Regions from separate parts of the Mus musculus genome. Here all the other regions are linked to region 3. A link is a loop called in an ENCODE intact Hi-C map of the cell type or tissue named here. Cell type or tissue: left cerebral cortex. All regions are shown on one strand.

Region 1 (4,000 bases), 1.1 Mb after region 3:
CACACACACCAGTGCTGGGATTCTGAAATGATTGTATCTTTAGGTTGACCCCTACATTATCAGTGTAGTTTAGACAGCCCCATCCCATAGCTTAAGCTGCCCCACCCCACAGTTTAGGCTGCCCCACCCCTCAGCTATGTTGGCCCCACCTCTCAACTGGATCTCACAGTGCCCTAAGATACTGAGCTTCTCTGTGGCTAAATTGTGACCCCTGGATCCACCTATCAAAATAACCTAGTATTAGAGGGAGTGGTTGCCTGTGACCTCTATTCTATAACAGTATACAAAGTGCTTGGCTGTCAAGGAGTGAAGACTCTGCCAACTCCACCCCTGCTGACACAGCAAACAGAAGTTACTATAAAGTGTCCACTATGCCATTCCCTCCACGCTCAAATTAAGAATGAAAATAAGTGTGCACAGTCATGATTTTAATTGTTTAATTCAGAAAAAGTATATGTAAATATTTACAAATCAATCCTTCTTAGCCTACATATCAAAAATAAAGTGTTAAAGCAGTAGACATATGATTAGGGACTAGTCCATGAGTGAAATGGGGAATAATGCCTTTTAATCTTATACACAGGATCTCAGAGAAAGTGGAGGGGCCAGGCTATGCACATTCTGAACAATGGCTTCCTCTCTCCTCATTGTCTTGACTCTTTTCAAAGCTGTCATCTGTTTACTCTATTCCTACTCTCATCCTAACAACCAATGAGGAGAGGGCTTGTTCAGAGGTGTGCCCCCACTCAAGCATGCTGCTCCTAAATTATCCAGGTACAAACGAAAAAATCAACTTGTTGATGCTATATGTTTATTAGTCATCGTAAAAGTCCTGCTCTCTCAAGGACGAGCTATTGGAGACAATGACTGATTGATGCGTCTGATTTCACAAGACTGAGCATGTGAGTGTGTGTGTATGGGGGGGAAGTGATGGGGTGGATAGTGAAGGGGGTGTTGTGGCAGACTCTTACGAATGAATGGGGTTAGCTGTGTGGTGAGAAACACAGGGAACTCCTGTACATGGGAAGAGGAGGCTGAGGACCAAGAACTCAGTATATCGTTCTTTGCTATACAGTGACTTCTAGGCGAGTCTGGGCCACGTGGGACCATGTTCCAATACAACAAACAAACAAACTGCACAAAGAGCCAAAATACTTTAGTAGAATTCTCATTATAAAGTAATTAAATACACACGAGACGCATATTTGTGGTTAAAAAAGAGAAAATAAATCTTGAGAGTAAAGAAAATTTTATTTCGTCTCTCATCATAAGGTGCTGCATATGAGTATTTAAGTCTGAGAACGGAGGGAACAATGATGGAAGAAATTAATAGCTTCTAAATGAGGCAACTTCCTTTTATTCTCAACAGCTGCTCATTTTTACTTATTGTGCACATCTTTACCCAAAATGACAAAAGTAAAATTATTCTTTAGGAAGTTAATCACACGTGTCTCATTATTTCAAATAAAATGTTCTAAAAGCCCAGAGTCTTTGTACTTGGGGACTCATCTCTGCAAAGCACTCCTTGAATAACGTCAGCGAGGACTATGGCGCCACCTGGTGGTACGAAGCAGTATCGCTTTTAATCGTCAGGAGCATTTTTCTAGCTCATTGGGATCCTGATGAGGAATTGTAAAGAAACACTGGGTATTCTTAAACATATATTAACTTTATACTACTACATACATACTTTGTTCAGTTTTAATCCATTCACAACATTGCATAATGCCAAATTAATACAAAGTATTAGTGAGTGGAGAGTAATATTGCATTAACCTCACATTTTATTGTTTTAATTGATTTTTATCTTTTTTTTTTTTTTACTGTCCAGTTACTACTGACACTATAATATGCTTAAAGATAGGAGCTTTGCATGGCTGCCCTCTGAGAGACCCAACAAGCAGCTGAAGTTAGACATAGACTTATACCCAACCAATGGTCAGAAGCCCGGGATCCCTGTGGTTGAATTAGGGAAAGGCTGGGAGGAGCTGAGGAGGAGGGGGTAACTCCATAGGAAGACCCAAGTCTCAATAAAGTCACATTTAAAATTCCTAGGTTAATTGTAATTGATTTTAAATTTGTACTGCTTTCAAGAGAAAAAAAAAAGTTACAATCTAGGGTATGGCATTGTAAGATGTGTGTGTGTGTGTGTGTGTGTGTGTGTGTGTGTGTGTGTGTGTGTACTTGGGCATGCCTTCCTTTGGAGTCTGACCTGTGGACGGACATGGGGATTGCACTGAGGGTTTTCATACATGTTGACTAGGATTTTAAAGTACACATGGTGGGGGGGGGGGGGAACCAGGGCTCCAGCTGGATATGTAGCAGAGGATAGCCTTGTCAGGCATCAATGGGAGGGGAGCCCCTTGGTCCTGTGGAGGCTCGATGACTCAGCGATGACTCAGCGTAAGGGAATGCAAGGGCACTGAGGCAGGAGTGGATGGATGGGTGAGTGAGCACTCTCATAGAGGCAGGGGGTACACAGGAGGGGATAAGGGGTTTGTGGAGGGGAAACTGGGAAGGAGGATAACGTTTGAAATGTAAATAAATAAAAAACCAATAAATATATTTAAAAGAATTACATTTTAACATTATAGATCCATACCTGTTTTTCTCTTTATATGTGCTTGTTTATGCACTTTTATTTGTTCATGATTACATCCAATGAAGCGGTTCGTTATAGCAGAAAGGTTTTATTTGCCAAGATGCTAGGTAAATATCACACTTAAATGGTGTAAACATTCCAAATCAAGTTTTGAGAAATTCTCCACCAACTAAGTACATCCGTGCTAATCATTAACTACCTGAAAACTGTTCAGGGATTATTTTGATCAAAAGGTCCAAATATTTGCATGTAGTTTCTCACACTAGAAATATCAAATTAAGTGCTAACTGGTACATTACATTTGGTTTGTACATTTGTACATTTGTAATTCCTTGCAAAAGCTGAACTCATTATAAATATGTACATATGACTACTATTAAACTAAATGTTTAGATGGATAGAAGATGGAAGAAAAGTAGCTAGACAGCTTAAGTTTTCACCTCAACTCAAGGCAAATTTGCCTTGAAGGTAACACATAATCACTACATCCTATGACAATGGCAATACTTCTGTGAATCAATTCACATTAAGGTTACTTTCACATTTTATTTCTCATACCATATATCAAGATAAATATATTTAAACTCCAAATTCATATTTGTATTTAAATTATTGAAATTATAGTACATTTAAAGGTTGAGAAAAATTGCTTCCAAATGTTTCCCATGAAGATTAATTTCCTGGCCATACCATTTGAAGAAGTAGCAATATTAGGACATGCATTCATAACTTTATTCCCCTTGGAAGCCCAACTTTGCATTGAATCTTTAGTAGCTGGTTATGCTGTGTTCATTTAACCTTAAGTTAATATTTCATTAATGCTTCAAAGCTCTGTTTTTCTCTCTATTTCTCACTAATTGAATCACAGTTAGCATTCGGCATTTGTATATATTTTGAACTGGAGAATATCAAGCTGAATAAATAAATAATACAGCACAATATATACTGTATGCAGCTGGGTAGCAGGCTAATGTTTCACCGCAATAAACACTTTCTCAACCTTAAAATGCAGCGTTAACAAGGAGCTGTGCTATGTGATGCTTTCTTTCATTTATTTTTAAATGGAGTTAAGCTGCTATCATTAAATCCATACCCATAGATCTTTTGTCAGTGGCATGAATTCAGCTGGATCTAAAGAGCACCATTCCTCTGTAGCTGGAAAGACAACATGCCTGTTATTTTTTGAGGCATTATTGAAAGGTTATTTCTTTCTGACGATGTTCCAGAATATATCTTTATCAAAAGTGACATAACATTTTGCTTTCTTCTCTGGATAACCAAGACACTGTCTTGAGGAGTCAAAAATCTCCCAAAGTCCATTCCACAGAGTGTCAGAAAAGTCAGCTTAGTGATTTGAAATTGTTGAGTAGTCATTTTTACACATATTATCAGCCCAAG
Region 2 (4,000 bases), 370 kb after region 3:
TCAATATTATAATCAAGGATTACTTCATTGCTTTAAATCACACTCACTCAATGAGCTCATTGACATTCTCAGTTATTTATGTTTGCTCAGCCCCGGGAGGAAATTCACTGATATGAGTGATGTCACAGCTGAAAACGAGTTGATTGCCTTGTCGGAACCACACCCTCCAGCTTCATTCATAGAAGAGCTCCGCTTTAAGCGTGGCAAAGCTTATTCATGCGATGCAGGCTGAAGGAAGCCATTGTCCTAGAGTGTTGAATCAGTGTTTTTGAGTTTTCCATTTTAATTTTAGAACTGAAGCTAAACATCCAGCACTACCTTGTGGTAGGGAGAGCGAGAGGGGATTCAAAGGAAAATTTTCAGCACTTTACATTTCAAATTCACAGTCTCTCTGCAATGTGGCAATTACTTTAAAAATGGCTTTTAGATTTATGATGTTGGACATAGAATATTTAATAAGCATTGATTATTTTTATTTGGTTTTAATTTCCTTTTACTCTTTGTGGGTTTTTTTAAAATAGCACAATGCTTTTATGTTAAAAATCAGGATCTAATGAATAAAGTATCCATAATAAAAAAGTTCATCAATTCAACAAGCTATCTTCTTCTATTTTTAGAAGGAATTCAGCCAAGATAGCCATGTGTTCTCATAACTAGGCTGTTATAGTATCTCAAAACTACTGTATAGTAGTGTTTAAAACCTTGAGTGTGTCTTCTGTCAACTCCATATCATTTTACAGTGATTGTGTGGTAAAGTAGAAAGCGGTGGACGTTGGGACCATAGACTGGCTGCCAGACTTGTTTTTTGCAATTTATATTTGAATAATATTAGACAATTTTTCTGATTGCTCAAGTCTTCAGTTTGTTTCAATGATCCATACTAGTCCAGAATTGTTGTAACTCTACCACTTCTGAAGTTTACTTATCAGTCTTTGATTTTTCATAAAAGAAATCTAACTTCATTAGCCGAACCTCATTAGTTTATGTTTTGTTATTTTCCTATAATTTAAAATTAACTCTCCATGCCAAAGGATTCATTTCCTGAGTCCTGGTTTGGACATCTTCTTAGCCTTTTTTGTTCTTATTAGATGAAGTTTCTTCCTATTGCTTGAATACCATTTTTCCTGGAAATAAATAGCACATGGTATACCTTCAGAAGAAAATAAAATGATGAAACTCACCGCATTGTCTCCTTATGATTTTCTAGTGCTTCAGCACATAAATAGACAACGCCCTTTGATAATAATGTAAAGGCAGTGAGAGGTGGGAACAAGAATGTAGATCTGATCTGCACAGAGTCTGATCTCTAGGATACCATATTTATAGTTAATAAACCTACTTATATTTATTCAAAAGCAATATGACCACTCAAACATAAGCTAAAAGTAGGAGGCCAGCAAACATGCCAGACTTCCTGACGATAGCCAGCATATCCTCAACCCTAGACAAAGAATGATAAGAACTGAGGGAGAGTGGGAGCAGGACAGGTGGTTTTCTCCAGGGAAGAACACAGCAGTTGGGCTCTGGTGTCAAATGGTCATCCCTGAAAACATATAAACATGTAACATTATATGGATGCAGTAGGTTATATTTGGGAATCTAGAAATATAAAAATACATATATTCATCCAATAACAATTGATGAAAAAAAGAGGTAATAAGTTTGCAGTATATAAGATATAAGTATATAAGATATAAGTATATATATTTTATAAGACGGTTTGGAGGGTAGAAAGGGAAGAGTGCAATGTAATTAAAACACAATCACAAAAGTAAACAAAAAATTACCTTTAGTTATTAGCACAACTTCCATATTGTTGCTTAATATTTATTGCATGTCCTTGATTTTGTTATGGTCAGAATAAGGGCTGTAAACTGGTTTCTCTTAAAAATAAACAAATCCATCTTCTTTGCCTTGGGTTGACAGTTGTGGAATAGTTTGATGCTTGTGGTATGGAGCGTGTAATTCCAGCAGAGAATGCAGCTCTCTGCCCTGTCAGTCCTACAGGTCAAGTGGGCCTCTCAGAGACTTGTTCCACATTCTCTTTCAGGAGTTCTAGGAAAGATAGCAATCGCCAACATTCTTTTCCGTAATGTATCTGGAAACTATCTCCCAACAGCTCTGCTTATATGTCACTGGTCACATTTAGTAATGGTCTCAGTTACCTACAAGGAACACAGGAAGGCCAGTGCGTGCAGCTGTGTTCCTTCACCAAACAAAGAAAGGCACAGGGAGTGGATGTCAGGGGCTAGGAGGTCTCTGTACACATCTTTTTCATCCACCTGGACAGCGATTTGCTTTGTGTGCAGGGAAAGTAACTGGCTTAACTTGAGCATTTTAGGCATAGAAAGAAAAACAAATCTTTTCAGCAACTTGGTAAAGCAAATCAAATGGATTCCAAATGCAAAGAGTTTTAGACCCAATGTTTTCACTTCTAAGATTAGAAGGGACACAGAATGACAGCATAGAAATGCAGAACATTTTTTTATTTTGGGTAATGAGATGAATATGCATCCTCTCATTTCAATAACATTGCCAAGGATAGATTTTTTTTCACGGTACAAGCAGGGGTCAGAGTAGCCCACACACTAGATTGCTTTTGGTTAGGACACCTGGATTCAATTTAATAGAGTAGGTTGACCCAAAGTCTGCAAATTTAAAAGGCATTTGTATACAAACAAGAATTCATAATGTGAAATTTGTAGTTTCTATGCTTACAATATTTTTATTCTGTTGTCTTTCAGGGATAAAATGATATGAGCTATGGAAATATACTTTGGTAACTTGAAAGTCTTTGGTGAATAGTGGGGAAAAAATGGAATTGGAGAATTTGAGGACACATTGTCTCAAAGTATGATGTTGTCTATTTACCAACCCTGTCTCCCAGAAAAAAAAAATCTTTCTACTGATGAGAACAGATATCCAGAATGTTTGTCTCTTTCTTGGGCACAGAGCTGTTCTACCTGCTGACTTCTTTACATGGCTTTATATACTGAACACTGCCTTCCACATCTTCTTCACGTATCTTAATATTCAATCTTGTTTCATGGTCCTTGGATGTATCCGTCTGCTTTACTGCTTTACTCCTTCAGTTTGGAGTTTATACTCTCCCCGCAGTCATGTTCTGTTTTATTAGGAGGGAGAAGAAGAGGAGGTACCAGAGATAAGATATACCTGTCTTCTTGGTCTGCTTTACTGATTACGATACACTTTCTATTCTTCAGTAGTCTATTTGGGTAAGCATCCAAAATTGGGCTCATCCAGTGCTCATCACCCAGTCAGTTCCCTATGGCTGTCCACACTGTCTTTAACTCACGCATGGTTCTTGAAGAGATATTTTGCACATAAACTGTAACAGTGATTGTTTGGAATGTATTCTCTTGAACACAGCATAAAGATAGTAAACATTTAATTATTGGATTTTAGTATTAAAGGAAATAGATCCTTGAAATAAGTATAAAATCGTGAAGTCAATGAGGAAACATGCAATTTAACTTTTACAAAGAAACATATTTGTCTCTGTTGTTAGGTTCAAAGTTGATGCAAGAAATTTGACCAGAGTTCCATTAAAGGAGAGCATTCTTTACAATATGGTTCATTGGAATGCCATGATGTTCATCTACTCTATATACCTGTGCCAGCACTTCAAGGCGGGCTCTTTCTTACTCTTATCCTTTTGTGTACTTTCATCTGCAAAGATTTAGAAACACCACATCTTGCCTGAAAATTGTCAGTTAGTTATTCATAAGGTACTAAAACTAATAAAGAGTGAATGTTGTAATATTCTATGACTTCCAGTGGTTTCTCAAGTATATGAATCAATAAGAGAATGAATGAAAGAGACATAGGAAATACTATAAGGGTGTTAGACCTCCTCATCATTTTAGAGACTATATGTAACTTTCAATATAGTGAAAGGAGATGATTAGTAAAAGCAAAGAGAAAGAATTTGTTGCTTGTCTCTACGTAGGGAACTATTTAAAAGGATAAAGCCTAAATT
Region 3 (4,000 bases):
CAAAGCCCTCTGCAGTTAACTCCTGGACAATGAGTACAGCCACTGAGAATAGTCTCCTGCAAAGTAATTGGTGACTACAGAAATGATTTACAATAGCCATCTGCCCCATAGCCAGGCGCCCGGACGGTGCCGAGGGTCAAGGCAAGTCTCCTGAGAGTCTCAGAATCTACTAAAGAATACCGATGCAATTTAAAAATACTTTGCTGTTTTCTTCTTGAAGATATCTTATCTTCTGAAATCATGTTGGGAAATATGTGTGTTTAAAAGATGCAGTTTTAAAATGGCCAGATTAGAGGAGAAAAAAAACGAGTTCCTAGAAGGGAGCCCAACTCTAAACGTTTTAAAAGTTGAATTTCCTGAGATGTGGTGAGTTAAAAAGGTGAAGCTGATCCTTATCAATTAATTAGAAAGAATGAAATAACAGTAGACAAAGGGAATGGTGGTTAAGAAACTTAAGGAGTTGCAGGAGCACTGCCTTTCTAGTCATTGATTAACAAATTAGGGAGTGCTCAAGTCGGGTGGGCGAAATCCCAGAGACTGAAGAGTAAGTATTCTTATAATTCACTACACTTTCTCAAGCTTACTAGATCCAGGGAACGGAACGCCTAGCTGTGAATTGGGGAGAGGGTGCGGAAGGGGGAAGGGGGCTCCTTCTACATAAAGCACCACGCTGTTTATGATACATAAGCGTGGTTTGTTTTCCTTTTAGTAATACCCAAATTGATAGAAATATAAGTAAAGACCCTCACCCCAGCGTTTCGAAGCCGATCGTCATAAAGCATTAATTCCACAACGTATTAAAAACTAAGATGTTTTACGATATTTGCAAGTGTTTTCCTTTAGTCCACCAGTTCTTTGGAAAAACAGTGTCTGGTGGAGATCTAGCGATCTGAGGTCACATAGGACGACTTCAGCTACCCGGTTTGAGCAGCCCGCGCCCTCACAGCATCCCTAGTCTCCCCTTGGCCTCTTTCAGCTCGGCTCCCTAGCAGCCAAAGGATTATCTGTCCCCGACACGTTTCATTCACAGAGCCCCAAAGAAGCTAGGAGTCGGTTGGCGCTAAGAGCTGGAAAACACACACCCAGGCTGCTCTGCAAGTTGCTGCTCCGGCAGAGGGTGGGGGCTCGAGAGCTCGGGAGGAAGGAATGCTTGTGACCAGGAGAGCCGGAGAACCTGAAGTGCAGACCCCGGAGACGAACGCCCCCATCGGGTCACTTGCTTAAGTTGGCTCCGCGTGCACCAGCCGGCCAGAGCGGGAGGCCATGCTCGGGACCCGGCGCCACGCCGGGTGGCCCGGTTGTCTCCTCAGCCCGAGTGACCAACCGCAGTCCGGGAAGCACTGGGGCACCCTAATGGGAAAGTCCGCCCCAAATCTGAAGCAGACAGAGTACTAAGACACCTCCTCCAACTGCCTCGGGACTCCAACGTGCAGATCCTAGAGACCCGAGCAATGGGTCCCCTTAGTGGCCCGTCCCCAGCCCAGGAGCCGGGCGCCCAGTCCCTGGAAAGGACCTGGAGAGCAGAGAGCTTGAGTAGGGGAATCTCCGCGTCTCTCCACCGCCCCCGCCGGCGCGAAGGCGGGAGTGGAGAAGGCGCCACTCAGACGGTGGCGCTGAGCAAACTGCGGCCGCAGTTCTCCCAAGTTTGCCCCAGCGAGGGGGATGCTATGGGCGCCCGGCTCCGCTTTCTGCCTCCGCTAGCCGTCCTCACTCCACCGTCCTTTGCTCCAGCGGCCGGGCCAGGCTCTAGGCCAGCCACGGAGGTAGCAGGGCGCGGGAGCAAATGCAGGGAGAGAGGGGCGAGGGACGAGGGTGCTCCCGCGTGTGCACACAATGAGGCGGCGGGCACGCACACCTTCCTCCCGCCCGAAAAACGGGATCAGCCTCCGCCGCCTGGATGCAGGGACGCGGGGTCCCTGGGAGGTACCCGCAGAAAGTGAGCACCAACTGAGCAACAGGGGGTAGGGAGAGGGCGCCCCGCCGCCTCTCGGGGCTGCAGCGGGCCCGGGGCCCACGCTTACCTGCGATCTCCTGGTAGGGGATGTCCGCCAGGCTGAATCCCTTGGCACCGTAAGCCTGACGGACCTCGCTGCAGCTCCGAGCCTTCACGTCCGCCGCGGCCGGGAGGGTCAGCAGCAGCCCGGAGAGAGGAAGAATCACAGCCCGGATCCAAGAAGGCATGGTGCAACATGCAAGTCCACCTCGGCAGCCCCCAGCTCCCTGTGCGCTCTTCACCTTGCCCCTCGAGCCGAAAGCCCGCCAGAGCCTGCGGCGCGCTCCTTAGCCGCTGCCCAGCGTCACCCCCTTCCGCCAGCCGAGGGGACGAGCCGCGCAGACCTCTGGACTGCACTCAGCAAACTTTTATAAGCCAGATGGAGGATGGCAAGCCAACCAGGGCTGCCTTGGGAAGGCTGCCGGCTCCGCTAGCCACTCCGGTAGAAAATCGTTGGAGAAAGAGGAGAAAAGAGGAAAAGGCAAAGAAATGTCTTTTTTTTTTTTTAAACACCACAGTAGGGGTGTTCAGCCCTGCGGTCCGAGTTCCGAGCCGCAGAGTCGTGGAGCGCTGCGAGCTCGCCTATCCAGTGTGCGCGACGAAGGTGGGACCGCGCGCCGGCTCCCCCCACCCCGAGGGAGATGGACAGGCCGGCGCGAGTGTGAGCGCGCGTGTTTGTGGGTGTGAACGCGGGGCTCTCGGGGAGGTGTGTGCGTGGAGGTATGTGATGGAGATGTACGGGATCGAGGGGAAACCTCAGCTTCACATAGACTGAGGGAGCCAGTGAGAGTCTTCTTGAAATGGGAAGAGAGAAAATCCTGGAGACTGACACAGGAGGCAAGAGGGAAGGAGAAAGGAGGGGAGGGAGAGAGGGAGAAACGTGCTACCCAGTGCACAGCCGAAATTCAGAGGCAGAGTCGGCCGCAAAACCTGGAATGGATCGCGAGCCACTAGGCAGGAGGGGAAAGATTACCAGCAAAAGGTCCCTATTTTCTCAATCACTTTATGGCCTCCACACACTTCCGAGATGTTCCCTTTCCTGATATAAACAAACCACCAAAAAAGACAAAGTGTTTGAGGAGAGTAAATGTTATCACGCTATATTTTTCTGGAGATAAAGAATATTGCATTTCCAATTGTTGCTCTTGCCCCAGTGTACCTAACACAAAGCCAGGGAAGAAATGAGCAGAAAAGAAACCTAGGAACGGGGCCAAAGCCACCTCTCTAGGTGGTAGCTGCTTTCGGCTCATCTTAATGTTTTGTTTTGTTTTGTTTTTTCCTAAGAACAGATAGAGGGCCATAGGTCTTTACTCCTCTCCTGTCGGCTCTCTCTCTCTCTCTCTCTCTCTCTCTCTCACACACACACACACACACACACATACACACAAAGAGGGAAGGAGAGAGAGAGAGAGAGAGAGAGAGAGAGAGAGAGAGAGAGAGAGAGAGAGGTTCCACCTACAAAACACTGGATTCTTAAATCACTAGGCTTAGGGCATGTGAAGATAAAACAATGGCTGCTGGCCATGCAAGAAACAGGACCCCAGGAGGGACAAGGTGTTGTAATCTTCTCTCATCAGATTCTCTCAAACACTATAACCTTAACATTTTCTCCCAAGTTCTCAGAAGTCTGTGAAATGGGATGCAAGTGAAAATTCGGGTTTAACCAACTTCCTGAGCCTTTCTTCACGCTAATGAGCACAGAGATCAAATATACTTAAGTCTGCCCTGAAACCCACAGCTCCTGAAACTAACCAATCAGAAAAAGAAGAAAAGAAATGCTATCCAGTAGTGAGGCCTTGTGGACACTGGTCTCCCAGTTCCTGAGAAGTCAGTACAGGGTCAGGCCTAGTTCTGTAGTACTGAAGTATAAATCTGCAGGATGCTGGTTTCCTGATGACTGGTGACCAGAGCGACTCCTGGAGCCTAAATCCTTGCATTTGCCTCTATCCTAGGCACCTTCGTTACTGTCGGAATTGTTCAGCACATCTTCTTTTCCAAGAACTCCTC
Region 4 (4,000 bases), 960 kb before region 3:
TCCCAATGACAAATTCCACCTGGAGATGCAATCCATTTTGCTTCACCACTACAATTAATTTCTCTTTTGTGCATTTGGACTTCTCCTTGGACGCAACGTTTTGCAGCCCAGGGTGCTTGGTCTTGGCATGCTCGGAGACTGGTCTTAACACACTATTGATTATTCTTCCCTCTCACAATTTCTGAAGTTGATGGCGCAACCAGCGTGATAAAGACAGTGGGCCTTTTCTTCCACAGTGCCTAAATCACTTCCTTGTAGTAAGGTCGCTGCTGATGGAGGGCCTTAACATTCCCAAAGCTCCGGGGATCTGTTGAGTGGGCTATTTTGGATTGCTTTGAAAATGACAGCTGACTTTTAAGGAGCATCGAGACAGAACAGGGAGCAGTAGCAAAGGCCTTGCTGAGATTAGAGAGAGTTGGGCACTGAAGAGTTAACAGCCAGTCTAACCACACCTCAGGAAGGAAAGAGCCCCACTGACTGCTGGGGTCAAGCTAGATCACTGGGGTTGGGATTCCCTGGAGAATGTATGCTATGTGTTCTGGGGGGAGGTTTCATGCTTTGTGGTGGGTTGTTTAAGGTGCTAAGGACAGACCACAGATTAGGTAATGTGTCCCAGTAGCTTTCCATTATATATGCCACGTTTAGATTTTGAAGGTGATTTCAAAGCAGAGATTGCTGGGTCTGAGAGCCAAACCATAGAGATTCCCACAAAGTGAAATGATTCATGGTTGCGCATTTAATGCATATCTGTGCATTTCATGCATGTACAAATACCTACCTGTATCTTTCCCAGATCCCCAAATTGAGACCTACTCTCTAAAACCATGGTGTTATGATGATCAAAGACACAATCAGTGACCGGATAGAGACAGGCACCCAGTTCACAGTGATTTGCCATATTAGCTTGTAGATAATAAGACAACATGTAATCTATCGGTTAGAAAAGGTGTTTAGAAAACATGGGGTTCCTTGGGTGGGTGGCAAATGGAACTCCTGGACATAAATATGGAATTTTCTTGTTTTCTGAGATTTCTTCAATAGCAGTATGAGCACAGGGGGCCCAGTCTAGGTTAGTATAAGCAGCCTGGTAGCCTAGGCACCCCAATGTTTTATATTTCCAACAAAAGAAGAAATAGATAAGAGTTAATAGTACGATAGATAGGATCTGACATTAAATGAGAGCTAGGTGGTCAAGTGATCAGAGCTGGAGATGCAAGCTTAGATTCTAAGGTGGTTTCTAAAGTCCTAAAACTGTGTTCATGAAGGGAAAGTAGAGAGACAGTGTCTGCTGGAGGGAACCTATGCTGTGTGAACAGGGTGGCTTCTCTGAGCCCTGTCCTCCTCCTCTCTTCAGTAGGCACAATTTACCACACCAGCATCGGTTGTGGTCACATGAAGCAGGGGACACACAAGCCAGTATCTAGACACACAAGTGCTTGGTGATCGTTCTATAATTACGTCAGTCCATAACTCACACTTCCTGTAAGTTCTGCCTTAGTGAAAAAAAATGTGACGGGGAAGACACCTGACCTGACGCTTCTTTCATTCTGTCTTTTTATCCCAGATGTTAATGTTTATTTTTACTTATGTGCCTGTGTGTGGTTTTATGCTTGGGAGTGCAGTGCCCACAAAGGCCAGAAGGTGGCACTGGATCACCTGGAGCTGAAGTTAAAGCTACTGAAGCACCCCCAAGGTGAGAGTCAAATTCAGGTCCCCTGGAAGAGCAGCAAGCATCCTTCCTTATCCACTGGGCCACAGCGCCAACCCCTGACCTGTAGTTTCCACACAATATGATCTGTAAGGGCTCAGAGATGTGCAGAAGCAGCAGAGTTCCTGTATTGAATTAGGAGCATTCACAGCTACTTCATGCTGAAACGTGTTTCGATGTGTTCGTGATGTAAGTTGTGGGGTTCCTCTAGGAACTTCCACCCCTGAGATGAGGATGGCTCAGACTTGCTAAGAGAAATGAAGTTCTGATAGAATTGCCTCCAAGGTTTGTGCTACCACTCGTCAGTTAAAGTTTAAAATAAAAAGCCTTCTCTCTCTCTCTCTCTCTCTCTCTCTCTCTCTCTCTCTCTCTTACAAGAAAATAGAAGTTTGTAGAAGGTATAAAACACATCTTTAGGCCGACCTTTTTCAACACTTTTAAAACTAGCATCTGGGTTCCCTTCTGCCCAGTTCATTCTAAGGGATAATTAGATAATTCCAGAAAGTATTCAGAACCTTTGGTATGGACAAGTGCTGTGAATATTCAAAGGGATCAGCTTTCCTCACTAGCTGTCTCAAAAGACACGCGGGCTTTAGGGAGCTCTCTGCCTCATGGCTCCTCTCCCTTAAGAGGATTACAAAGATAATATCTCAGAAGTCTATCGGTCTTCTGAGATGAAAGACACTGGCATTAAGATGGAGAGTGCTGGACAATGAGACATTTTATTGTTTTATAGGCAAGAGAAGGGGAAGGAGGGGGGAGCAGCAGAGTAAGAGATGTGTTGTCGGTTTGCAAATGTATTTAGAACTGGAATGTATTGACATAGTTCTCCTAAACAAGTACACTGTTCACCTTTTTCAGAGGTACACTTGCGGCTAGTGGCTAGTTTCCCCGTCTTCTCGGTCTCTGCCTTCTCTTTGCTGCTTTGATAACATATTCGCCAGAGTCATTATTGGCAACTTGAGAGGCAATGTTTGTGGATAGTCTCTGTGTGGGACTAATCTCATCTCCCCACTTTCTTCTCAGCTAAGTCAGAGAAGCCACGGTTAACTGTGCTGTCTTGAAATCTGTGAGTTGAGCTCTGGTGGTTTAATTAAACACAGGCATCCCTTCATGCTGTCTCAATTCACTCGGACTGGGGGTTTTGAGACTGTTTTCTTCATCTAGGAGATTCTAGTTTGTATTACCACCCTAGAGACCACACTGTTTGCTGGAAGAATAACTGGAGAATTTCAATCTATTACATCGAAGCCCAAGGAAACAAGGAGCCAGCATGTCTGCACAGGACTGTGTGTAATGGATCCAGTTGTGGCCATTACTTTCACAACGGACAGCGGAGAGGTAATAGACAAGTGTTCAGGAGACTTGAAGTGCTACGGCGAAATTCCTTCGACCGGGTCATCCATTCATAACAGGAACTTTTGTAGTTCTACAGGCTGTGAAGTGTAGGGTTCAGGGACCAGGCAATCTGTAGATGACACTGTCTGTCCGTCCTTAGCAGATAGACTGGTGAGAGGCCTCCTCAGACCTCCTTTATAAGGGACAACTCCAGTAATTACATCTTGAGGTTCCAGGGGTTAACTTCTGACCATAGCAATAGTCACTAAGAAGAGTCTCAAAATGTGGAAAACTAGCTCCAGTACTTCATCTTAAACTTGGGACAACATGGCTTCCCAATTTTCAAAGCCATTTTGAAGATAACATATGATGCCTAGAGAAGACACTGAAAAAAGTGAAGTGAAAAAGGTAGATTATTTTCACTGACACGATCTACAGTCATATGGGTTATGGAGCTAGGGTGGACAGTTTAAGCTTTATAGGCAACGGTCTCTTCCAAACCAAGGCTGGGACATTTCTTCCTCTGCCTGAAGAGCTAGAGGGAGCCATGCGTTCACATGAAACAAATTGCTGCCATATTTACTCAATTTACTATGTCAAGGTAAAGCAGAGTTTAATAAACAGCTTTACTAAAGTTAGCAGCTAGAATAAAAAATTCTAGTTCTTGATCATTTGATGAGTTATTTGCTAAAATTAACAGTCCATACAGAAAATGGAAAATCTCACTTACAAAATAGTCCAATGGGACATCTCGTTGGCAGACGAAGCTAAGAGCCACAGGCTCTATGCCTACAGTGGTTCCCCAAATGTTACAGAAGGCCAGTGCTGAATTTTAAGAGTATTTTGTCTACCTATACAACTGTGATGTTTCTTCCGCTTTTTTTTTCCTTGAAAAAAAAAAAAAACTTCATGACTCCTCTTTGGCATATTCAAATTGCTTTTATCACTGCTCTT
Region 5 (4,000 bases), 970 kb before region 3:
GATTTCACATCTATGCAAACATCGTCTCCCCCAAGTTTTTGACAGCTAACAATATAGTGGCATTCCCGCTGCTCATAGTTCATTCATTTTTGGCCAGCCTGGCTGCTTCCATTTTCTAATAGCTTGGTCAGTCTTTAAGTTGTAAGAAAACACCTGGGGAGTCAGGCTTCCGATGGTAATGACCATGAATGAGCTTAAGTAATAGAATTATTATGTACTGCAGATATCTCTCCACCTTTAACATTTATGAAGCAAAGTCAATTCTTACTCGAGTGGGTTTCTTTTCCTTTGGTTTTCTCGACAATGTTTATGCCTGAGGTTTATTGCCAGCAGTGGAGAGGATCCAAGTATGCTATGGGGATAGCCAAATTCTAAATGCTTTAAAATATATGCTATGGGTCCCAGAGTCGGTTAAAAGCCGATTGATTATACAGCAAATATATCAGAACTGGTAGTTATGAAATATCCCATTTCTTCAACTCTATCTCTCATCAGCATGAACCTCACATTGGGGAGTTGTGGAGCAAATGTCTCAGACAGCCTGGAAGAAAAATTACTGCAGGTTTTCCACGACAAGAAGAAGGTTTGGAAGTATTTAATGCGCAGTATTTACTAAAAGGCCCATGTCAACTGATGTCTTATATGAACAAAAATTTTTAATTTCGACAGTTTAGTATGGCTTGCTTGTTGAGATTTTTGGATCAATTCACTGAAACACCAATTTCATTTCTTGATAACAGAAGATAACAAGAATGAGTGGGCAGATGGACTTTTCATCTGGCTAGTTTATAACTGACAGAAAAGTTCCCATTTAATTTGTTCAAGATGCGGGTAGAAAGTTCTAGTGTGTGAAAAAGAAGATGAGCTGTTAGACACGGCCTAGGATGTTACAGATGTTTACTGTATTCCATTTGCATATTCTGTCAATGATTATTCATTCGTTAATATTCCTTCTTCATTTGTTTGGTGTAGTCCATCCTAGATTATGAAATCACACTCCTATTTACTGTGAGCTAATGGTTTAGGAAGCTCTGTGCCAGCTACTGTTCGCTGGAGGATGTCTAACAGAGTGGTGTCTTTGATGAGCAGGAACCCTGGCTTTTTGATGACACCAGCACGAAGCCCTCACTGTAAGCCGATCTTATGTGTCAGGGCGTTTTACTGAGTGCTACGCAACTGGGGAGAACGCAATACTCAAACGTGTGGATTGATTGGAAGTACAGAATGCATCAATTTGGATTTCAGCTACAGCCAAGGAATCCTGAAAGAAAGTTTCAAGTCTGAAGAGTCGAGTCAATCTATTAGCATCTTGTAAGACAGACCCGAATCTACATTAGTCCTATCTGAGTCTGAACAATGACATGGAGATCATGAAGGCTTTTCCTGAACTATTTATGAGACTGGAGGAGCCTTTAACTCAGAGTTGAACATGGTTTTTTATTTTATTATTATTATTTTTTTTTTTGGTAGATCGCCTCGAGACTGATTTTAGAGCACCCAGACTGAATAAAAAATGTGCAAAGTGTTTCCTCCTTTAAGACTTGCACTGCGTTTTTAATCACTCAAGGCTCCATAGCATTCTTTGGACAGGTCTCTCCAGCAGTGGTGGAGACTGTGTAGGCATTGTCTCCCAGGAAGTTATGTGGCTGGCTTTCTGAATTGTCTATCTTTCTCTTGGTGGTGTGCAAGCCCATTTGATGAAATCCAGTTATTCCCACTATTCTTTGATGTGCCTGAAAGAGTCAGTTCCCAAAGAGGGGAAACAGTCCAGAGTCTCTTGGCAGGAGCTGCGGATTCCACGGCGGCAGCAGCCTTTCCGTGGGTTTCCAGCAGCGCTCGCCGTTGAGTTAGATTTGTGCATCCTTCAAACCCACAGACTAAGCAGCATATCGCGGAGATAAGTCATCCCTTTTTATGGGTGTCTTCCGAGAGTCCCCACTTGGGCCCAATCAAGTGCAAAGCCCCTGAATGGAAAAGGCAGTTCTCTGCAGCCTCACGCTGCGTGTGTTGCCCGTAGAACAGCAAGAAGCACACGGAAGAAAGCCGGGTGCGCTGGTTTTCATGTATTTTATTTTCTCCTGGCTTTGAAGGCGCACTGCACTTTGCTGCTGTTATTACCAAGGGTGGAAATGAAACTGGGGTGTCTCAGTGGGGTTTTATAGCAAACAGACAAAGCAGGTTCAGGCAAGACAGGGCAGCCCATGATGGGAAGGGGATCGGGCAGAAGCAGTGTTTGCAGGGGTGAGTGGGGCGTAATTTATTCAGCTGCAGCAGAGACTGGAAGCCAATCTAACTCTGACCCACTTATCTTTAGGAAATGAATTAAAGTAGAGAGTCTGGTGTGGTGTTGTTGGAGAAGGTTTGCTTTTCCTTATTCAAGCTAAGCAAAGATGGAAAGGTGTGGGTGTGTGCGCGCAAGTGTGTGTGTGTATGTACGTGTGTGTATGTACGTGTGTGTGTGTGTGTGTGTGTGTGTGTGTTGGGATAGACTGTGGAAGGGATCAGTTCCAACCCCAAAAGAGGGGCTGAATCCCCAGAAAATAAAAGGGCTTCTTAAATCCAGCCTGACACGCTTTGAAATGCAAAGTGGTGGGCCCCTGGCCGAAGACTCCTCTGGGGTGGCAATGAAATGCCCTGGCAGTTTGAAGTGAAAAACTATTGCCCAATCCTCACAACCCAGGCTTCCTAAATCACACCCAAATGTCCCAGAGGCATGGGAGAACACTTTTTACGAGTGGCATTTTACTCTGAAAACAGTATTAGCCACCAGGCTGGACAACAAGTTCCCAGTGTTTCTGCCATAAATGTTTTGTTTCAAAGCAATAATTAAAAAATATATATATATATATATATAAAGTCCTCGCTGCACCTCCCCTCCAGCCAGGTTGGAGACTGAACCTCGGACTGTGTATATACTAGGACAGCAGAGACCCCCAAAGTGCATATCTTGATGGTGTTCGGTCATTTCTTAAGCCTGTCTGGGGGATTATTAATAACAGCTTTGGTTCTACAAACACACCCGTGAATTGAGGAAGACGCAACTCCGTCTTCCACCTTTCATTATTCCCATTGGATTCTTTGCATCCTAAACACAGTCTCCTCCCCCTCCCCCTCCTGGCCCCTCCCTCCATACCCTTCTCCCCTCCCCATCCACTCCTCCTAATGTTTCTCTTCAGAGAAGGACAGGCTCTCAAGGGTATCAATCAAACATAGCGTATCACGTTGCAATAAGACTAGGCACCTCTTTTGTCAAGGCTGGACCAGGGGTGATCCGGTAGGAGGAAAACGGTCTCAGATGCCCAAGCTGGCAAAAGAGTCAGAGACAAGCTCTGGTGCCACAAGAAGACCAACAGTAGAATTGGGGATATCTCAGGGATGAGCTAGAAACCTACTGCAATGGTAACTTCCTGTAATCTATGACGGTGGAGAGTCCAGAGACCTAGGATATGACCCAACCCGACTGGCAAAAAAAAAGTCAATGAAATGAAAAGATTTCTAGTGATAATGATACCCTGCTATACTCATAGATTGGTGCCTGACCCAGCTGTCTCAGGGAGGCTTCCTCTAGCAACTATGGGGACAGATGCAGAGACCCACAGCCATACATTAGGCAGAGCTATGGGGAAGTCTGTGGAAGTAGGGAAAGAAGGATCAATTGTAGGAGTCAGCGGGTAGGGTCAGGGGCATCACAACAAACCCACAGGATCAAATAATCTGGGTGCAAAGGGGTTCCCAGACACTGAGCCACCACCCTGGAAGCATGCACGGGACTGACCTGGGCCCTCTACATGTGAGTTACAATTGGGATGCAGATATTTTTGATAAAGTCCTATCAAAAGTAGAGTTTGGGGTTTCCGTGTTTGGTGATAGTAGAGAAGGAACTCCGGTAGACACGGGGTGTTAATGTGATTACATTGAAAGGAGGTGAAGTTCTAGCGGTGGAGTTACAGGGTCACACTGGTCCATGTGTTCCTGAGGTGATGTACGGGGAAGACCATGT
Region 6 (4,000 bases), 1.0 Mb before region 3:
CACTGATTGCATGATATCTAAAGGTTATATTTGAAAAGAGTTTTAGGACAACTGTTCCATTTCTGCATACACATCTGGACGTGTTGGCCTTTAACCTCTTACTTTTTATCCATCTAATTTATACCATTAAAAGCAGCAGAACTCCCCAGAGGCAACCACCTGTGGGAAGAAGGGATGAAGACCACATACTGTGCTCAACACAGCTCAGAGAGCAAGGTTTGGGTTCTGTGCTAACCGTGTCTCTGAAATGTTCAAATCTGACACCATCTCCAAGTCATTCAGGCTCACATCCAACAAGCAGGATGAAGTAGAAGCAAATGAGCTTTTGAAAAGGAAAAGTAGGGAAGTTCGGCTTACTGTGTTTCTCTTGATTCAGTTCTGTTACGCTCAGGCCACAGATGAAGACGTGTGTGAGACCGAGAACCCAGGGACAGTGCTCACAGCCCTTTCCTCAATGTTTGGTTATGTTTACCCATTTTCTTACTCACTGTCAAACTGAGCTGGCTTCCTTTGTGTTTTCAGTTGTTTATTTTTAACCATCAGTTGGTTAGTCGAAGAATACCACGATGTATGTGAAGATGGCCGACAGTGGTTGGCTTTCTCCCGTCTGCCATATGGGTGCCAGGGATCTGACTCAGGCCGTGCAGATGACAACGCTTCACAACACTGAGCCACATGGGCAGCGCCCTTCTCTATCCCTCCCTAACACTCTTCATGCGCCCCTTCCTCTCTACCTGAGCTTCTCTCCTCCACCAGCGTTTGACATCTTCGTTGGGATTTTCCTTGTTAGGAAGGAGGACGTCAGAAAGCAGTAGAGAGATGATTAAGGACTAGCTGTTCTGTCCTGAGTTCAATTCCCAGCAACCGCGTGGTGGCTCGCAACCGTCTGTAATGGGAGCTGATGCCCTCTTCTGGTGTGTCTGAAGACAGCTGCTATAGTGTACTCATATACGCAAAATAAATAAATTAATTTTTTAAAAAAGGATTAGCAGCTCTGTTTGCTCCAACAGTTTTCACCTTGGCAAAAGCCTGTTGTGGGCTGAAGTGTGTTCTCTAGAGACATGTGGAAGCCCTCATTTCTAGGACTGCACTATGCATCTTTATCGGGAGACAAGGTCTTTTACAGATGTAATTATTCTAGAAGGGGTCCTACTCTAGTCAAGTGCGCTTTTATTTTTGGCAATTCTGTAATTTTTAAATTGCAGCACATGAGACATCTCTTTGTCTCTGTACTCAGATTTTTTTTTTAAAAACTATCTTTAATTTTTTTTAAAGTAAACCCCCTCAGGGTCTGCTCTTTGACAATTCCTCCTTCCATTCCTCCTCCCTCATCTCAGAGATGTCTACACCCCCGAACCCCACCCAGCCAGGCCTCCCCACTCCCTGAGGCCTCAAGTCTCTGGAGGGTTAGATGCATACCACTTGAGCACTGTTTTTAGAAGATACCAAGATAGCTGCAGATGTAGCTCAGTGCTAGAATGCTTCCCTAGCTTGGCCCGGGCCTTCGGTTCAATCTGAAGTACCACATTTAAAAACAAAAAGAGACATAGATCAGATACCCAGATGGGGACAGGGAGTAACCTATGACTGTGTGGACCAACCAATGCATGGCCATGGCTCGTCAAGAAAAGCCCAACGTTGCCAGCAAAGCTAGATGGGAGAAGGTATGAGACACAGAGAAAGATGAGTTCAGACGACACGCTCATTTCAAAATGCTAGCCTTCAGATCAGGGAGGCAGCCACTTGGTTTGCTCAGCTTTGTTAAAACATCCGTAGGAAACCCAAGAACTCCTTAGTAAAATATATGAAAATGACAAACAACCCTGTGTCCTAAGCAGGCAGGAGCCAACCGCCATATGTAAATGTTGCGAAGACCACTGGATAGCCAGCCGTCTGCAGCAACGCCTCATGGTCTCCAGAGACCCTGTCTGTCTAAGCTCCAGAAAACGTGGATGCAGATGTTTTTCATTAAGCACATAGATGGCACTATGTCCCTTCTTGTGAAGGACAGTCTCTTTACAATGGGCACTCTCTTTCACAGTGCAGAGCTGGGAGCCCCACAGAACAGTGGGCGAACAGGATGTTCTCTGCTATGCACCAGTAACATTTTGGTAAATTGAATCATATTTTACGTACTGAGAGGGAGCTTGCTATTTAAATTAAATTCTTTTGCAAAGCAAGTACTGCTTCCTTCCCGAACCTTCAAAATAGAATTTTTCTTAAAAAAAAAAAAAATCTCCGTTTTCTTACAGTAGAGAACACAGCCATACAACAAATACCATTAGGAAAAAATAATGTCAGTACACGGTGTTAGGTTAAGAAAGATGAAAAAGATTGGCCGGCAGGTTTTTTCTAGGATGTTACAAGTTGGTACATTTGGAATGATTTTACAAAGAGCTTTTCACTAGCAGATTCTAAATTTAGAAACTAGGTGAATTTTATTATCTCTTTCAAATGTCTGAGGTTCTATAAATATGTTTGCTTCCTATAAATGTAATAACTTTAGTACCAACTTAAGAATATTTAATTTTTGAATCCCAACCTGGTTTGACTGCTAGGATCTCATATTTTCCCCAAAAAAGGAAATTCCTTGGAATGTTCTGAGAGCTTGAGATAAAATAGGAATCGATTTTGTTTGAAAGTGAGGAACACAGGCAGGGAAATGTCTTAGCTCATGGATTGATTTCAGAATTTGTGGAAGAAGAACATAGACCATTGTGCTTCTATGATAGAGTCTTTGCGATGTGTACTTGTTTTGAAGGGTGGAGGGTAGTGGCTGGCCTTGAACTCACAGTTTTCCAGCTTGAATTGCTGGGTTGTTAGGATTGCTTGTGAGCGAATACCAGAGAGCTGTCTCGTCATCTTAATCCACGTGGAGACAGTCTTGCATATTGGTGATAAGGCGTGAGGACAAAGAAAAGGGTAAATGGCCGTTGGCTTTGTCAATGACCAAAGCTGAAAATAATACACGTGCTCTGTTGTACTTGGCTGCAGACGTCCTGGGAGGGAACTCGTCAGATGCACATACAACCTTGACTCACGGTAGCCAGCGGTGAAGTCCATGACGACAGTATCTGTGTTATGAAGCTTCGGGGTGCTTGATAGCATCAGTGAGCATAGCACATTGTAAATGACAAGATTCTGGGAAAAGGAACTACAGAAAGGTTTGCCTGACAGCCAGGCCTTGTCATGAAGAGCCTTGTTGCACTTTGGGCTTATCCAGGACTCTGCTCCCCTCTTAGGACAGACCTGCCCCTCAAAATTCACTCTCATCAAGACCGGAATCTTCACATTTCCTATTAAAATGTTTCTTTAAGTTTCTAAAGAGGAGAGCACATGGAGAGTCAGCTTAGTGGCTCTGTTTCAACGAGGGTCGTTGAAGGTGAGCCACAGACCCACACTCAATACAGCAAGAGAAACACCATCTTCATGAAATCTTTAAAATATTTCAAAATAAACGCAAACAATCTGTGCTGGAAAAAATCTACATTTTAAGTAATGATGGGATCAATAGTGTTGATTTTTAAACACAAAAACCCTCCTTTTTTGCCTCAGGGTCTGTTTTAGTCCTGGGTTCACAAGGGGTTGCTTCCAGAACACTATCAATAGACATCAGCCGTGTATTTAAAACTTCCTTAACTCTAGTCTGGAGATGAAAACTTCTCAGTGAAGAGAACTGAATGTTTTATTTACAAACGAGCTCCCAGAATTCAGTCGTTGACTTACTTCTCAGCAGCCATGTCTCTCACCTGGGTTGCGTCTCGGGCCCCTGGTACTCAGGAGACCCCTTCACAGGTCATCAAACCTCATCCTTACTTTTTATTTTCCTTATTTCACGCTCTTCAACTTTCATTTCCCTGTTTCCAGATTCGGTGGTGGAGGGTACTGACAGACGTAGCGATCAGCGAGAGCCCACGAGATGTGTCCCTTCACATCTCCCCGTGCGTGCATTAGCCCACTTAGTAAGCTAAACAACTTCGTGCTGGTTTGGAGCCAAAGG
Region 7 (4,000 bases), 53 kb before region 3:
AAAAAGCACCTCAAAGCAAGGCTGCCAACTGCTACTTACCAGTACAGATGCCTGCATTCGTTCCCTAGATGAATTGTTTTGGCTGTGCTGTCTGAGTCTCACATATGCATTACCCATAGTCACAGAGAGCATACACTATGACAGGGTTCCCATAATGGCAGTGGTTCCTGTCTTCAGAATAAGTTTGCTTTCACTGTGCATTCTACAATCTCCTCCAGTCGTATGAAACAGTCTCCTCTGTAATTCTTACAGCTTCCTCATATGCAAAACCTGTCTTGTTCAAGCCACACTAAAAGCAGATTCTAGTGGCGGACATGTCGAACTCTTGAATTTTGTTTACACATGTTGACTTCCTATTTACTAAAGCATTCTCAGACCCTATGAAGAGCACTGTGACTCTTTTAGGACATTCAGCTTTCATAAAAACCAAGTTACTGTTCTGGTAATATACAGTATCCATAAATAACCCCATTTAGCGTTTCGCTATGCTCTCCACTGACAAAGTGATAACCTAAAAGAACATTCCAGAGTAAGAATGCGCTCCAACGCTTACAGAAGTTCACTGGACATGGGTAGGAAGAAGCAAAGGGAAACAGATGATCAGAGAGGCATTTCAGAAACCGGCCAAGCACACGCTAGGTCTTCCATCATCAGTATCTGCTAAAGAGGTCCAGCACTCAAACAACTGGGCACAGGAGCAATCGCAGTCGGAAAACCCAGGAGCCCACACATTTGAAGATTAAACTGTTCGAACAGGGACAGCCACTGGCCAGCAAAGAAAGTGTTCCTGCAGCATTCCAGGTCCCGATGCTGCTTACAAACATCCCCTCATAACACTGTGACGAACACGTCTTTGAATCTCAGAGGAAAATACACAGTGACCCACTTTGGATTTCTTCAGAAGCTTGAATAAATTATAGTTCATGTTTATATAACTAAACCGAAGCCAGAAGAGGAAGCTTTTGTAAGAGCGTCAACAGTGCTGGTACAATCTTGTTATTCCCACTAAAATGTTGTGTTCCTTTTGCCCAATGAGCAATCTATCAAAGCTTTTATTGTGATCTCTCAAGAAAGTTAAACACTTATGGAGATCAAGGGAATCCTGTTGGGTCTGGCAAAAAGAACCATGGCAGTTGGCCTAAAGGCTCTGCACTGACCACAGCATACACAATGAAGGTTCTCTCCCTAGGGCTTCATTTTTAATAACAAAGTAGGAACTGCTATCGGGGGCTTTTCTCCAGTCCCCTACAAGATGTAAGCAAGTCTTGGTCACCTAGAGACAAGAAGACTGAGCTAAATGGTGGTAAATAAACCACCATTCAGTATTTGCCAGTGGTAAGTGGGTACCAGAAAGCCAAGGTGGTGGCAGAGCCATGTCATCTTTCTGCACTTCCTTCGCTTCTCCTTATGACTCATTGATGCATAAATTAGCCAACATCCTTAAGTTCACAAAGCCCGACTGAGCAAATATATCGAGAGAGTGACTCTAATTACTCTGAGGAATAATGAGGCAGTGTTCCCACTTTCTAAAATATTCTTTCTTCTCACCTTGCTACTCAAGCATATTTATCTGTTATCCCAAATATTCCTATGTGAGAATTTCAATAGTTTTCTTCTGGAAGGACCAGTTACACGTTTATAAGTATCACCATTACCAGGCTGTGACTAATTGTTTGCACAGAGTACCATGCTGCAGACTTGGAATCGGCCTTGTCAACCGGAGACTCTGAGGTTTGCATTTTACTTGGCATCATTTTACATTTTGCCAAGTAAAATGATGGTTGTTATTTTAGGATTGATACAACACTGATTCAGTAGACAGAGAGCGAATAGTGACATCAAGCTCATACTAAGGTGATGTATGTCAGTTGAAAATGATTGAAGTGCATGCAAAGAATAATTTATGCAAGGAACTGTATCCATGAACCTGGATAAAACTTTGGAGACAAAAATCAGTCGCTATATCCAAGGCATTATTATTCACAGTCTTTAAGGCATATTCCAAAACCTAACTTGTTGATTAAACAAGTGTAGATTAACATTTATCTTAAGCAAAATATCACTAAACAGAGAATGTTAATGAAACGTTAGGTCATAGACACCAGAGAAGTCACTAAAGATACCTCTAAGTGGCTATGCATTCCCCATGGTTTTAAGGGATGTGTCGCTTCTTTCTAGTGGCTTGCTTTTGTTGTCACTGTGCATGTAAATAGTGACCTTGCTTTGTCTAGAGATAGAGTCCCTCTCCTTGTGGGCTCACTACCTCATTTTCTTAGGATGGAAGGGTTTTCCCAGGTGCTGCTAGGCTGCTGCTTGCTGTAGCTGTAGCTGTTGTCATTAATTAATTTATGCAAATCAGCTAGATACCATCCTTGATTAATGTCTTTGCTGCTTTATTAATCTTGAATACTTTAAGAGGCTCTCATAGATGTATGACGCAATATCTACTTAGAGACTAACTACTCATATGATTAATTCAGGCCGTGAAGAGCAGTACCTGATCTCTTCTCATTGATACTACTAATTACATATAATTTATAACTTTTAGAAAAGTAATCGCACCAGAAAGAAAATTAAATTTTATAATTTTTCTACAAGTGACATTGGCATATAGCACCCTTAAAATAGCTGCGTGCATTTTCAATTTAAAATTAATAGCAGAGAAAATGTAATGACTATCTATCTGTGCCAGGTTTTGTGCTAAGGGCTTTACATGTTTCCAGACTTTATTTATAATATCTGCTTCATTAAGTAATAACTACTCATGCAGGCAGCAATATTGCCTAATATTTTGCTGTGCTATCCAAGAGCATTTACAACAGAATCATGCAATGAAACTGATTTTTCTGGCTTAATTTTATGGTTAAAATATTTTATGTCAATTTTGCAAAAGTCAAGATCATTCATTTCCTTACCTCGGATATATTTTTCTAAGTGACCAAGAACCACTTAATGTTATTCATGAAACAAATGAACTCATCGCTAGAGAATCTTGATTTGTCTGAAGACAGTGAAGGATGGTAGCAGAAGAAATGCTTGACCCTACAACATCATGTCTCAGAATTAAGGAACTCAGGACCTTATAATCTAACTCACTGCAGAAAATACCTCCACACAGAGTACATAATCCGTGACAAAGAACTAAGTAGGGAAACAAATATTACATGTGAGATCATGAGGCTTATTTATCTTTTAAAAACAAACAAACAACAACAACAAAAATACAAGTATAGAGAAATGACTAGCAGTTGAGAGCAATGGTTGTACTCTCAGGAGTCAGGTTCAATTCCAACCTTCTGTGATTTCAGCTCTAGGATATCCAATGCCAACTTTTGCTTCCACAGACTGAATCCATGGGGTGGAAGACATACATGAAGCAAGACATCCATAGCCAGGAGATTAAAAATGGAAAAGCAAGCTCAAGTGCAGCTTTGGGGAGAAACACTGAGCGGTAGGTAGGAAAACCCTGAGCCCCGAGAGGCCAAGGCCAAGGGACTTCCTGCTTTCTGAGTGTTTGTGGTGAGTATGGTTATACATAAGGTATGGAGGCTTGGGAGGGGCTGTCACTGTGCATGTTTGTTTCTAAAAATTTCTTTTACTTGGAAATGATCTCATATTCCAGATGTGAACTAGTGAGTGCCTGTGTCAGCAAAATGGAAAGAGACTGCTTTTTTGTTGTTGTTTGGCAATCTTGCTATCAAGATATAATTCAGAGAGAGAGAGAGAGAGAGAGAGAGGAAGAGAGAGAGAGAGAACTGTTTTAAAGGCTCATGCCAAATGAAGCTGACGTTTAATAACCTATATTCCCTTATCTTGCCATGATGGCACTAATACCATCAAGCTCAGAGTTTGTTTTAAGAACCATTTTTCTAAAATTATCTGTTCATAGAGACTCTTCTATTTCTTAAAGTCTCGTCTCACGTCCTTAACACAAAACCATTCAGGAACAGAGCTCCAGTCTATCCACAGAGAACAGCATTAAAAAAGCCAACTGATAAAC

The links. A loop is a pair of places that touch in the nucleus more often than their neighbours do. Peaks named below come from ENCODE experiments on the same cell type or tissue, not always from the same donor. Only the 100,000 strongest peaks of a DNase experiment are listed, where the experiment ranks them.
Region 1: it touches region 3 in a loop (4-fold over the local background); 5 of 42 quality-filtered maps call a loop at or near these places.
Region 2: a loop joins it to region 3, with 3 times the contacts of the local background. A loop is called at or near these places in 5 of 42 quality-filtered maps.
Region 4: a loop joins it to region 3, with 3.0 times the contacts of the local background. A loop is called at or near these places in 2 of 42 quality-filtered maps.
Region 5: it touches region 3 in a loop (3-fold over the local background); 2 of 42 quality-filtered maps call a loop at or near these places.
Region 6: it touches region 3 in a loop (4-fold over the local background); 8 of 42 quality-filtered maps call a loop at or near these places.
Region 7: it touches region 3 in a loop (4-fold over the local background); 2 of 42 quality-filtered maps call a loop at or near these places.

The regions. Positions count from the first base shown.
Region 1 is chr14:115,829,097-115,833,096 of GRCm38, reverse strand. The region is part of intron 7 of Gpc5 (glypican 5); the gene reads right to left. Among named protein-coding and RNA genes, the nearest start is that of 4930505G20Rik, 420 kb to the right of the region's middle. In left cerebral cortex, a CTCF peak has its summit at 1,565 (motif pointing left); DNase peaks (open chromatin) are centred at 997 and 1,561.
Region 2 is chr14:116,549,700-116,553,699 of GRCm38, reverse strand. No RefSeq gene overlaps it. Among named protein-coding and RNA genes, the nearest start is that of Gm52093, 330 kb to the left of the region's middle. In left cerebral cortex, no CTCF peak of the experiment used is centred here; DNase peaks (open chromatin) are centred at 145 and 2,406.
Region 3 is chr14:116,924,117-116,928,116 of GRCm38, reverse strand. Gpc6 (glypican 6) reads right to left here and starts at 2,820. Exons shown (of 9, transcript NM_011821.3): 1 at 2,022-2,820. The coding sequence starts at 2,181. In left cerebral cortex, a CTCF peak has its summit at 1,558; DNase peaks (open chromatin) are centred at 1,493, 2,119, 2,328, 2,838 and 2 more places; H3K4me3 peaks cover 3,137 bases; H3K27ac peaks cover 2,871 bases.
Region 4 is chr14:117,880,096-117,884,095 of GRCm38, reverse strand. All of the region lies in intron 5 of Gpc6 (glypican 6), which reads right to left. Among named protein-coding and RNA genes, the nearest start is that of Gm52110, 28 kb to the left of the region's middle. In left cerebral cortex, a CTCF peak has its summit at 1,631 (motif pointing right); a DNase peak (open chromatin) is centred at 1,653.
Region 5 is chr14:117,893,622-117,897,621 of GRCm38, reverse strand. The region is part of intron 6 of Gpc6 (glypican 6); the gene reads right to left. Gm52110 (a long non-coding RNA gene) reads left to right here. Exons shown (of 3, transcript XR_003951109.1): 3 at 1-4,000. Among named protein-coding and RNA genes, the nearest start is that of Gm52110, 14 kb to the left of the region's middle. In left cerebral cortex, no CTCF peak of the experiment used is centred here; DNase peaks (open chromatin) are centred at 1,834 and 2,294; H3K4me3 peaks cover 849 bases; H3K27ac peaks cover 1,461 bases.
Region 6 is chr14:117,921,879-117,925,878 of GRCm38, reverse strand. All of the region lies in intron 6 of Gpc6 (glypican 6), which reads right to left. Among named protein-coding and RNA genes, the nearest start is that of Gm52110, 14 kb to the right of the region's middle. In left cerebral cortex, a CTCF peak has its summit at 1,980; DNase peaks (open chromatin) are centred at 2,029 and 2,774; H3K27ac peaks cover 242 bases.
Region 7 is chr14:116,977,010-116,981,009 of GRCm38, reverse strand. The region is part of intron 1 of Gpc6 (glypican 6); the gene reads right to left. Among named protein-coding and RNA genes, the nearest start is that of Gpc6, 54 kb to the right of the region's middle. In left cerebral cortex, no CTCF peak of the experiment used is centred here; DNase peaks (open chromatin) are centred at 91, 276, 945 and 1,634; H3K27ac peaks cover 1,221 bases.